2 separate regions of the Homo sapiens genome follow, and region 1 is linked to region 2. A link is an interaction called in ENCODE POLR2A ChIA-PET data of the cell type or tissue named here. Cell type or tissue: GM12878. All regions are shown on one strand. Each heading gives the region's core, and the rest is flanking DNA. Links, peaks and the distances in the headings are about the cores only.

Region 1 (5,391 bases), core at 94-5,093, 110 kb after region 2:
TTGTTGTACTACCTTCTCACTACCTGACTAATTACCAGGTTAGAAGAGGGAATCTGGTTGGAATGAATATCGAGCACTGAGGTCTAGCCCAGGAGACAATCCTTGTAGGTATGGAGGGGACTAGGGATGGTGTCATTTTACATTCAGCCTTCTCATCCTGGGGTACTTTGCTCTGCATGGTTTGCAGTAGAGAGATTGTCTTCTCCCTCGAAGAATGAGGCCATGATTTTACTATCTTGAAGACCTCTATCCAGAGAAATCAAATGACAGCCTAGGCTCCACCTAGCTGGGCATAGAATCCAAGTGTTCTAATTCTCAGAGATTCTTATTTTCTTATTTTCTTTTCTTTTTTTTTTTGAGTCAGAGTCTCTGTCGCCTAGGCTGGAGTGCAGTGGTGTGATCTTGGCTCACTGCAACCTCCGCCTCCCGGGTTTAAGCGATTCTCCTACCTCAGCCTCCCAAGTAGCTGGGATTACAGGTGCGTGCCACCACGCCCAGCTAATTTTTGTATTCTTTCTAGAGGCGGGGTTTCACCATGTTGGTCAGGCTGGTCTCCAACTCCTGACCAGGTAATCCGCCTGCCTCGGCCTCCCAAAGTGCTGGGATTACAGGTATGAACCACTGTGCCCAGCTGAGATTTTTATTTTCATTAATGGGGTTCATACAAAATGGAAACTTGATTTCCAGGACTACTAGGCCATGTGTTAGAAGGAACACTGACAGGGAATCAGAAGACTTGAGTGTTAGTCCTGGCCATGCAGTTCCTTCTCTCTGATGTAGGACAAGTAATCTCTCATCTATGAGCCTTGATTTCTGCGTGTTTAGAATCAGGAATGTGGCTTAGATGACCTCTTGGATTCTTTTTGGCTTTAAGATTCCAGAGTTTTGTGATTAGGGAGGTGATTGACATCAGTGAGATGTAGGGGGGTACAGATGGGAAAACTACAACTTTTGAAGAGTTAATCTTTTGTGTATACATTGGAACTTTCCTCTTAATTATCCTAACAGAACAGTGATCTAGGGAGTATTAGCTCCAGGTGAGGGAACAGGCTGAGAGAGAGAAAGTGAGGTGCTCAAGGATTCCCCACTAGTGTGTGGCAGAGCTGGTATTCAGCTCCTTTTTCTCCTATTCCAGTACCACAGCTCTTTTTCCTAGACTCTTGCAGTCGTTGTTATGGCGAAAACAAAAACAGTTAACATTTGAAATTTTTTAAAATTTAAAAACAAAAGTTTTTCCTTTAGCAGTGGACTTGAAACCTGACGGACTGCTTCAGATCTTTTTATCAGTTATATGGATTGGGCAAGTTACTGCATCTTGTTAGCCTTAACTTCCTTACATGTAAAAAAAAAAAAAAAAAAGATATTGGGACTGGGGAAGGGGAATGCTTTCACACGTAGTAACTGGTGTGTGCCTCACAAATGTTTGTTTATTTCCATTGATTTTTCTGGTGTGCAGAGTGGATTCGTTCACACATCTCTATCCATCGAATACATCATTTACTAGGCACCCACACTGTACTGGCTCATTTCAAACATTTATTGCATACCAGCTCTGCACCGTGCACTGATAAATAAAATGGGGCTGACTGCCCTTGGGGAACTTAAAAGACAAGAGCGGCCATATGGCCATCAAGTGGAGAAACTATACTTTACATGAATGATCGTGCCCAGTGCTGAGGACTGTGACAGTGGTCCATGACATTAGGTGCACCTGACCGAGCAGAGGAACAGAACCACGAACAACAAACCAGAGAGCAAATGTGATGGGCACTATAGATGAATAGTAGATGAATACTGTCTACGGCTCGGATCTGAGCCAGTTTCTTATCCTTGGTGTGGTTGTCCGAATTTCAGTTGTATTCCTACAGGCCAGGGAATTCAGCTTTGGTCACTCTTATAATGAAGCCCAGAATGGTACTCTCCACATAGAAATGTGGAAGTTTTTAAAAATGGCAGTGATAAATTTCAAATGTCATTATTCTTTGAGGCTTGCAACTACATGGCAGTATCATAAGAGCTGTGTTTTATTAGTATTTCCACTTTACTTTCTGTTAAACTGAAGTTTAACACCTAGACAAAGATACATGTAAGAAATTTTACAAAATACATGTAAGTTTAGGAAATTTGCAAAATATGCTGCTATGCAACCAAAGATTAAATTGATTTGTTATATGTGCATTTAGCTACAATTCATTTTAATTGTCCGTATGAAGTTAAAAAGTATTAGTGTCAGATAAAGATTCATCACCAGAGCGTGATTTAAGGCTGGTGCTGGAGAACGCAGGCATGTGTTCCGGCAGATGTTTGTATAAGGCGCTGTCTTTCCTGACAGCAGTTAAAAAGTATGGTTATAGTAATCAAATTGTGGTGCAGCGACTCTGAGGCTAGGGCCAGATTGAATTAAAATAGATATAAGATTTATGAATAGCAATAGCTGTGATAAAATTTCACTGCCTTCTTCAACAGGAAGGACTTTTTCCACTGTGGAAAGAAGAAAATCTAATAACCACTTTTCTAAAACTGTGGTTTTGCTGACTTTCATTTTCTCTTCCTAATTATGGTATCAAAACAATAACTTGCTGGGTTCTTTTTTCAACCATGATGACCTTTTTTTCCTCTTTCTATTTTATTAGGTTTCTAGCTTTAAAACAAGTCTTTTTAAATGATGTTATTGTTTTAGTTTAGAAACAAAATTCATAAAATCTAGCCTATGAGATTTAAGCCCCCTTTTAAGGAAGGTTTTATCATTATTACCATAGCTCCATTTTATTGAGTCTTATTTTGTACCAAGTCCTCTAATGGACTTGATATGTAGCAATTTGTTCAGTCCTCATAACATTCCTTACTGTTGTACAGAGAAGGAAACTGAAACTTCACGGAAGGGATAAATGATGGCTAGGCTTTGAAGCTAAATTTGTGAGACTCATGGCCTCCTGATGGCATTGTATTAGTTTTTTGTTTTGTTTTGTTTTGTTTTGTTTTGAAGAGACAGGGTGTTGCTCTGTTGTCCAGGCTGGTCTCCTGGGCTCAAGTGATCCTCCTACCTCTACCTCTGTATTAGTTTTAAATTTATTCTATCCCAGGCATTTATAATACTAAGATCTCTAGTCTTTTCACCACCCAAAGGCTTTGAGGTGGTTCTCAGATTGACACAGGAAAAGCATTTCTTTAATATTCATGAAGTATGTAATTTAAAATATGGGGAATACCTTTGTGTACAGTTGATGTAATATTTGAGGAGCCCATTTTTGGTTAGCATTTTAATACTTCTCAAGATATCATTACTGAATTAATGTTAAGGGCAGCTTTGTTTTATCACAATTATCTCAAAAAATTTTTAAAAATTTTATTTAGTGGCACCTATGGGGAATAATTTTACATGATCGGAACTCTGCCTTCCAGGTGTTTGCATTCCAGAGTCAGCACACTGACAGGGATAAACAAGTGGCCAAGTAGGCAGAGGGTAGTTGACATTGTCTCACATGAGTTGATTATAATGCATTTATTCTATATGGATGTCAAGGAAACTTGGTACTTTTTTTTTTTTTTTTTTTTTTGAGACAGAGTCTTGCTCCATCACGCAGGCCGGAGTGCAGTGGTGCGATCTTGGCTCACTGCAACCTCCACCTCCCAGTTTCAAGTGATTCTTCTGCCTCAGCCTCCCAAGTAGCTGGGACTACAGGCACCTGCCACCACGCCTGGCTAATTTTTGCATTTTTAGTAGAGACGGGGTTTCACCATGTTGGCCAGGCTGGTCTTGAACTCCTGAGCTCAGGTGATCTGCCCGCCTTGGCCTCCCAAAGTGCTGGGATCATAGGCGTGAGCCACCGTACCTGGCCAATTTGGTATCTTTTTAAGTAAAATTAGCTTGAGAAAGAAAAATCTATGTTTGTCATTGAACCTGAGTTGTCTTTAAAACTCCATTGTCATCTGCGTTCTCACTGAGCTTCGTTTCTCAGGTGTTGGGGGAAAGTGTGCATGTGTTTTACTTGAGGCTGGCCACAGTGGAAGGACTCCAGTCACATCCTTTTGTGAGGAGGCTGGGGTTGGGGTTTGCCTCTGTAGCTCTTCTGCAAAGCTAGGGGGCTTGTATTTCTCTCTGCCTGGGCAGAGGCCTGCTCTTCAGGTCCCCCTTGGCTCTAGTGTCCCTTTCAGCTCATCTCCTTTCAGCCTTTCCCCTCCCCTTTTTCTTTTGGTGACGGTTACTTTTTATGCGCAGACACAAAGGACCCAGAATGAATTTGTTTGTCTTCAAAACTCTCCTTGTAGTGGTTTTGAGATTCCTTTCCACCTCCTACATGTTTGAGGGGCTGCCACATTATGACTGATGATTGCGCTATGTCTAACATGCTCTTGAATATATTAAAAAAACACATTTTTCATATTCAATTAGATATACAGAGAAAAATGTTAATATGTAATTTTGATCTTTAAATGCAGTTATGTAGAACTAGAAATGGATATTATCTCTTTAAATGAGACAGCAAGAATAGGTCTGTTGACCATGAATAATTTTTGTCAGTTTTGCTACCCCGGCAGATCCTTCATTAAGCGTTCAGCATTAAATTAAAATAGAACCAGTTTCCAATAGTAATTAACTTGAGTATATTGGGAGGCTATTATTCACATTAAAGTAACCTTTTAATAGCTCTGCCTTTAACTTCACTGCAGGTAATGACTTTAAAGAGCACTTATTAAAAGAGAAATGGTAATGAGCTTTAATAAAGCAGAACAACTTGAAAATTAAGAACCATTTTCTATGGAAAAGGATGTATAGGTGTGACTTCGATATTACATTAATGGTGCTAATAATTCTTTATCTGGTCTCTTAACATTAGCAGTGATTGCAAAGGGACAATTGTGTTGCAAAAATTAATTTTGCCATTTTGGGTTAAAATTGTGCTAATGTGAAATTTTCTGTTTCATGTTTTTTTTTCAAGGACTCTTACTACTACGATAGATGAGTTGCCTACAGTTTGTAATTTTGAACCCTTATTATGCACCCCATCTTTAATGAAAATAACTTAAATGGGCTAACGTAGGTTGTCTTGGACCATCCTGGTAGTTCATACATTAGACACCTGCCTTAGGAGGTTATGAGGTGATTAGTAAAATGTCTATTTTTCTCCTGAAACCTATCCTTCTAAGGACATCCCAGTGGAGATCCATTGCTTTCTGATCTCTCCATTCCCCTCTTAACCTCTTTTGGGGAAGGCTGAATGCTTCCTGAATATTCCACTTTTTAATTGGAGCTCTAATTGAGTTAAGGCTTGTTCTTAAATTTAAGACTTGATATTTCCTGGCTACCTATCCAGTTGATTGTCTTGCAAAAACATGCTTATTTCTGCTTATATTTTCCCAGAAATTTTAAGATGAAGCAAAAATGAAACA
Region 2 (5,391 bases), core at 302-5,301:
CATTTTTGCCTTAATATGAGGAAGAAAATGAACTTCAAGTATCCATTTCCCCTAGAGAAAATCTCTTCCTTGAAACTCTGCAACTAATGAAATGGGGATCTATAAATAGCAGCATCATTACCATGAGAGCCTCTACTCGGTACCAGTCTCTGCAGCTGACCCTCTTTATACTAATAACTACCAGACTTCAGTCTCATTCCTCTATAGGGTGATCAATACTGGGACAGTTAAAAATGTGATGGAAATTTAACCTACAGAAATGGTATTTACTTAGCAAGTTTCCTAAAAACACATAGTGCTGCCTGTTCTTAGTATCTTTCTATTCACACTTTATTAGAAAGGTAGGGGTTTTGTGTTATTGTTTTGACTTTTTAAAATTATTATTATTATTAACTGAGATGAGTGGGGCCCTGTAGCTTTTTCTCTAATGTTACGGAGACATGCATCATGACAAGACAAAAGCCATAATACACCTGAAATGCTCCCTGCTGAAGCTCTCTCGATGAACCTCATTAAAATGGTTACTCTATTCCAAATATTATCCACTGAAGCATTACTGTAGTAAACTCTTGCTTGAATTGTGGAATAGTGATGGATAAAAATCAGTGAGCATTTAATCAGTAAATGTAATGATATGGAACAATGTTTTACTCTTACTCAAAATACAATATTTTCAAATGCAATAGATCACTCTAAAAAGTTAACCAATATTAAATATCACCATTGGCTGTAAATTAGACCATAATAAAGAATGTAGCTAAAGGATCTAGCAAAAAAAAAAAGAAAAAAGAAACTATTTATTAGATGTCTATAGAATACACTGTTGCTATGTATAATTTATTGGCACTGAGATATTTATGTTGCACTTCATTAATGGTAAATATCCAGTTACATTTGCATCTCCTAAATATAAAAAGCTCAATTGTTCACTAATTTCATATCTCTTAAAATAAATATGATAAAACGTTCCAGTGGGTGGATGAGTTTAAAGCCTTTTATTCTCAGTGACAAAATTATTGATGACAACATATCATAAATGGCACTTCCTCCATATACACATGTCATAAGAAAATGTAAAATATTGGTACAGCTGCACATGTAGAACATTTACTTTTTAAATGAAAATATGACATTTCAACATTACACACAACGTGGCTTAATCAAGAAAATATATGTGAATTCAAAGGTGACATCAAATTTCACACATGCTTAACTTCATATTCAGTGTACTTGTAGGTACTTATATGCACAGAAAAATGTAATTAGCCTAATTTAAACACAAAAGGTATGGTTCATTTTGGCACAATCAGATGCACAATGTGCCATCATGCTGTGTTCACTAATGTTTATGTTTACCAAATTATTGTTACTATCCAAGTAAAACTATGAAATAGACCACAGAAATTTAAATACAATTTTGAAAAAATAATTTTTAAAACATACTGTAGATAGAATTCTAATAGTGGTATACAATATCATCACAATATGCCATGCTAATATTATTTTATAAATTCTACAAGCAAAATGAATTTGTCCACTGTATGAAACCCTTACATCAGATTCTTTTCTTCTCCTATGTCTCAAAAAAAAAACCTAAGACTAAAATACACAAACAGTATTTTCCTGCAATGAACCTATGAAGCACAAAAAGATGCACTGTTTAAAAGAGTTAAATCATTAAAAAGCAAATAATCACATATGAAGTCTTGAGAACTGAAATTTACAATTTAATTAAAATAGGGAATTTATGACTTTTTTTCTATTTTAAGAGAAAAATGTTGAGATGAACTTTAAAATAGAAAGTAAACTTTCAGCGTCCTGAAATTCGAGCACAAAATAATTTGTGTTGCCATCTCGTTTTAATGATCCCAACGCAGAACAAACCGCGTGAAATAAACTGCTCAGATAGGTTGGAATGGAAGAGTTGCAGAGTTAAATAAAGCAGATTTGTAAATGGCAGGATCCTCGCAGCAACTACCGAGTTCTTGCTCTGAGGCAACTGATGGAGCAGAGCTGCTCAGCGGCACTTGACAACAGCAGTGCTCCCACAATTGTAACCCTCAAATCCAATCAATCGTTGCTCTTTGCATTTCAAGCAGCTCCTGGCTGCCACTGCCTGAAGATAACTATTTTACCACCTCTGTCATGCCTAATTAACAAGTCAGATGTACAATTTAGAAATTTTGCAATTAACCTGCTAAAATATTGCTGGAGGATGCTAATTGTTATGCCAGTTGCCATAAAAGCTCATTTGCATAACTTATGTGTGAAAAACAATTATGAGCCGCGTTCACAGACGCGGTCCACAAACTGCTCCTAGCTACGGATGAGAGGGCCACAAAAACACTTAATTCATTGCCCACAAAATTATGTTCCCCCTTTTCTTAAACAGCATCTGTTTTGTGAAGCTATATTCATAGAAAATCCCCAAATCAACAATTAGAAGCATATGTAAATGTGCGATTACAGTTCTTTTTCTTTCATTGACAACTTCTCCTTTTTTGCTTGCATGAGGAGTAGGGGATGATATGATAAATGCCTCACTGTTCCAATTCCCTTGCACAACAAATAGGAAGTACATTTGGCAGTGCCAGTGAAACTGCCAGCCCACCAGCCAGGAGGAAGCCATTCTCCTCTGCTCTATCTAGTCACTGCAGCACTATCACTAGGGGCCACTTTAACAACAGAAAAGCTAAAGTCAATTGTTTCTTCAGTGAATAGGCTTCTGTTCTCCAGCATATATTTACTGAGGCATTTAGGGCAGATTTTTGCCATTAAACTGAAGTCTGTAAAACATGGTTGTCTACAAATATTTACACTAGTGCTGACCACAGCTCTGCTGCCACTCAGTGTCACTCTGGACCTGACCACATTTTTTTAAGCTCAGGTTTTGCCATCTTTGAATCAACCATTTCCACTACTTTCTCTGCCTAAGTTGAGTAGTTCTGCTGCCACCTCTGAAGCAAAGACAGCCTGGGGTGTCACTCACTATGGGATCAGGGACAAATTACTTAACCTCTCAGTGTCACCTTCCTCATATGCAAATTGAGAATTAAAATACCTACCTTGGAGCATTGCTACAAGTTTAAGAAATAATATGTCATCAGCATTATATTATTTTTCCCAATAAGTATATATTACTTTAGATTTAAAGCATGAATTTTTTTTAAAGAAATGCATGTAAAGCACCCAGCACGCAGACATTGCTGCACACAGACATTGCTCAATAAATGGCAGTAATTTTTATTATCATTATTAAATGAATGGAATCTTCTGGAGGGGAGAGGCTTATTTTTTCAGCATGCTGCATTAAAGTTCAGCAAATTATAATCGCTTAAGGAAGAAGAGGTTTAGAAATTCTACAGCTTGGCCATCAATTCTAACATTTAAAACTGAAAGGGAAAACTTTATGGGAACATCTTATCTTTTTTTCACATTACAATGGTTGACAGCTACTTTTTTATATTGGAAAATGTTTATATTTCTGAAATTATTCACTCACTGAACATCAGTCATCTAAACGAAAACTTTGAACTCCTAATTTTCAAGTTAAAGCACTCATACTGATTAAAGTTCAGTCTTTAGAAAACACTATTAGATGGCATGTCAATATTCTGCAAAATATTAGAAATTTAAAAGTAACATAATAATCACAGTAATTAAAAAGCAGCCACAATGATAATCAGTCAAAAAAAAAAGGAAACTGGTTTGATGTTAGAACTATAACATTATACTGATTACACTGAAAGTAAGAAATATTTCCTTTATTGAATACAAAATGCCATAAATTTAGGCAAATCAAAATTAGTTCATGCAATACATTGACAGAACAGAATTTATGTTTATAGAGTCCATCATTTCATTTTCAGGCATTCAGTATCTCTACTTGATCACAGTCAAAAGGTCAAGAACCAAGAAGTCAGTAAGTTCCTAAGGACATCCTCAGTATCACATCACTGCTGTAACAAGTGGTGAACACGAGGAAATTCAGACAAGTCAAACACCCACACCTCATACACAGTTAAAAGAATTTTCCTTCATTTTTTTCTCTACTGATTCTAACAAAGAAATATGATGAGAAAAACTGGAGGTTTCTCACTTATTTGAATAACAAGTGAAAATCTAAAAATATCTTCACTGTATGTTATTACCAACTGTATCACTGGGTTTTATAGTGACAGCCCTGTGCTATAATTTCTGAGAAAACCTCTGCATAAAGCTCCATAAACCCAACCATTCCTGTAATGTATCACCTTATCTAGCACACAATCATTTCAAATACAACTTTTCATGTTAGTGTAATTTGTTCAAAAATGGTAATAAATACATCCATGAAGCCACAGAAATCACTGCACAATCTATTATAACTTGTTCTTACCAGTACTGACAGTTAATCCTAGACCCAAGATCCAGTGTAAAAGAAAAATAAAATATGCCAATATTACTAGGTTTAATTAAAGATATTAATTACACACATATCTTTTAATGGACCAACAGTCCCAATCAACATTATAAATAATCTGGACCAACTACAGAGTAATGTCTGTGAACAATTATCACAAAACTAAAACATGGATGGCTGTCAGTTGGTGGCAGAGTTCTTGCTTTCATAATAAATATAAAATCAATTTCCTGCTCTAGTTCCTATTCCAAGTTGAAAATGATATATCTGACTATGAATTCCAACAACCTTCACCTGTAGTTTTTTTTTTAAAAAAAAACAATGGTGGGAGGAGAAAAGAAAGAAAAATGAAACTTGTAAGACCACCTAAGTCAATTCTTCCTCATTTAAGGACACTTGGATAGTAAAGGTAAGATGCACATTTAAGCTTGCCATTTCAAATATATATATTTTTTAATGCAATGATTTCCTCCCCATCAAATGCCATTCAAGAATTTCATAAGTCCTTCCCAATAATTCCTCTATAAATTATTTGCAGGGCTTAGTACATCTGAAAGCCTGTAGAAACCTTTGTTTAAATAATAACATGCAATTTCAAAAGCTTTTTGTTCCCTTTTCAATCAAAAATAACTTCATATGTTTTAAATGAAATTTTGCAAGTAATCAGAGACTAATGAGGATTCACTGATTTAACTAGTTCAGGGAATCAGAGAAGGGAGTGAGAATTTAAAGTAACCAAGTGTTTCATTTAGAAAAGCAGCTAATGTGGTAGGTACACTAAAAGTCGTCTTCACAGCGAAATGTAATCAGGACTTTTGTCTCAGGAGAAACTCATCCTCCTTTCTGTGCACATTCGTAACTCACATTACCATTAACAGGCATCACACATGCACACCGAAGAGATGCCTGCCTTGGTAGTATGCATGCATGGCAGCTGTGGTGACTAAATAATCCACATGGCTCTGAAGAGAAGATATGGTTTACTGGGT

Evidence for each region. Peaks named below come from ENCODE experiments on the same cell type or tissue, not always from the same donor. Only the 100,000 strongest peaks of a DNase experiment are listed, where the experiment ranks them.
Region 1: POLR2A ChIA-PET joins it to region 2 with 5 read pairs; 4 of 35 experiments call an interaction of 5 or more read pairs at or near these places.

The regions. Positions count from the first base shown.
Region 1 is chr9:125,643,903-125,649,293 of GRCh38, reverse strand. The region is part of intron 4 of MAPKAP1 (MAPK associated protein 1); the gene reads left to right. Among named protein-coding and RNA genes, the nearest start is that of MAPKAP1, 61 kb to the left of the region's middle. RefSeq lists enhancers at 1-29, 3,212-3,805. In GM12878, for the core only: no CTCF peak of the experiment used is centred there; no DNase peak of the experiment used is centred there; H3K4me3 peaks cover 1,836 bases; H3K27ac peaks cover 3,215 bases.
Region 2 is chr9:125,756,605-125,761,995 of GRCh38, reverse strand. All of the region lies in intron 2 of PBX3 (PBX homeobox 3), which reads right to left. Among named protein-coding and RNA genes, the nearest start is that of PBX3, 12 kb to the right of the region's middle. RefSeq lists enhancers at 1-1,400, 1,622-3,283. In GM12878, for the core only: no CTCF peak of the experiment used is centred there; no DNase peak of the experiment used is centred there; H3K4me3 peaks cover 1,974 bases; H3K27ac peaks cover 1,221 bases.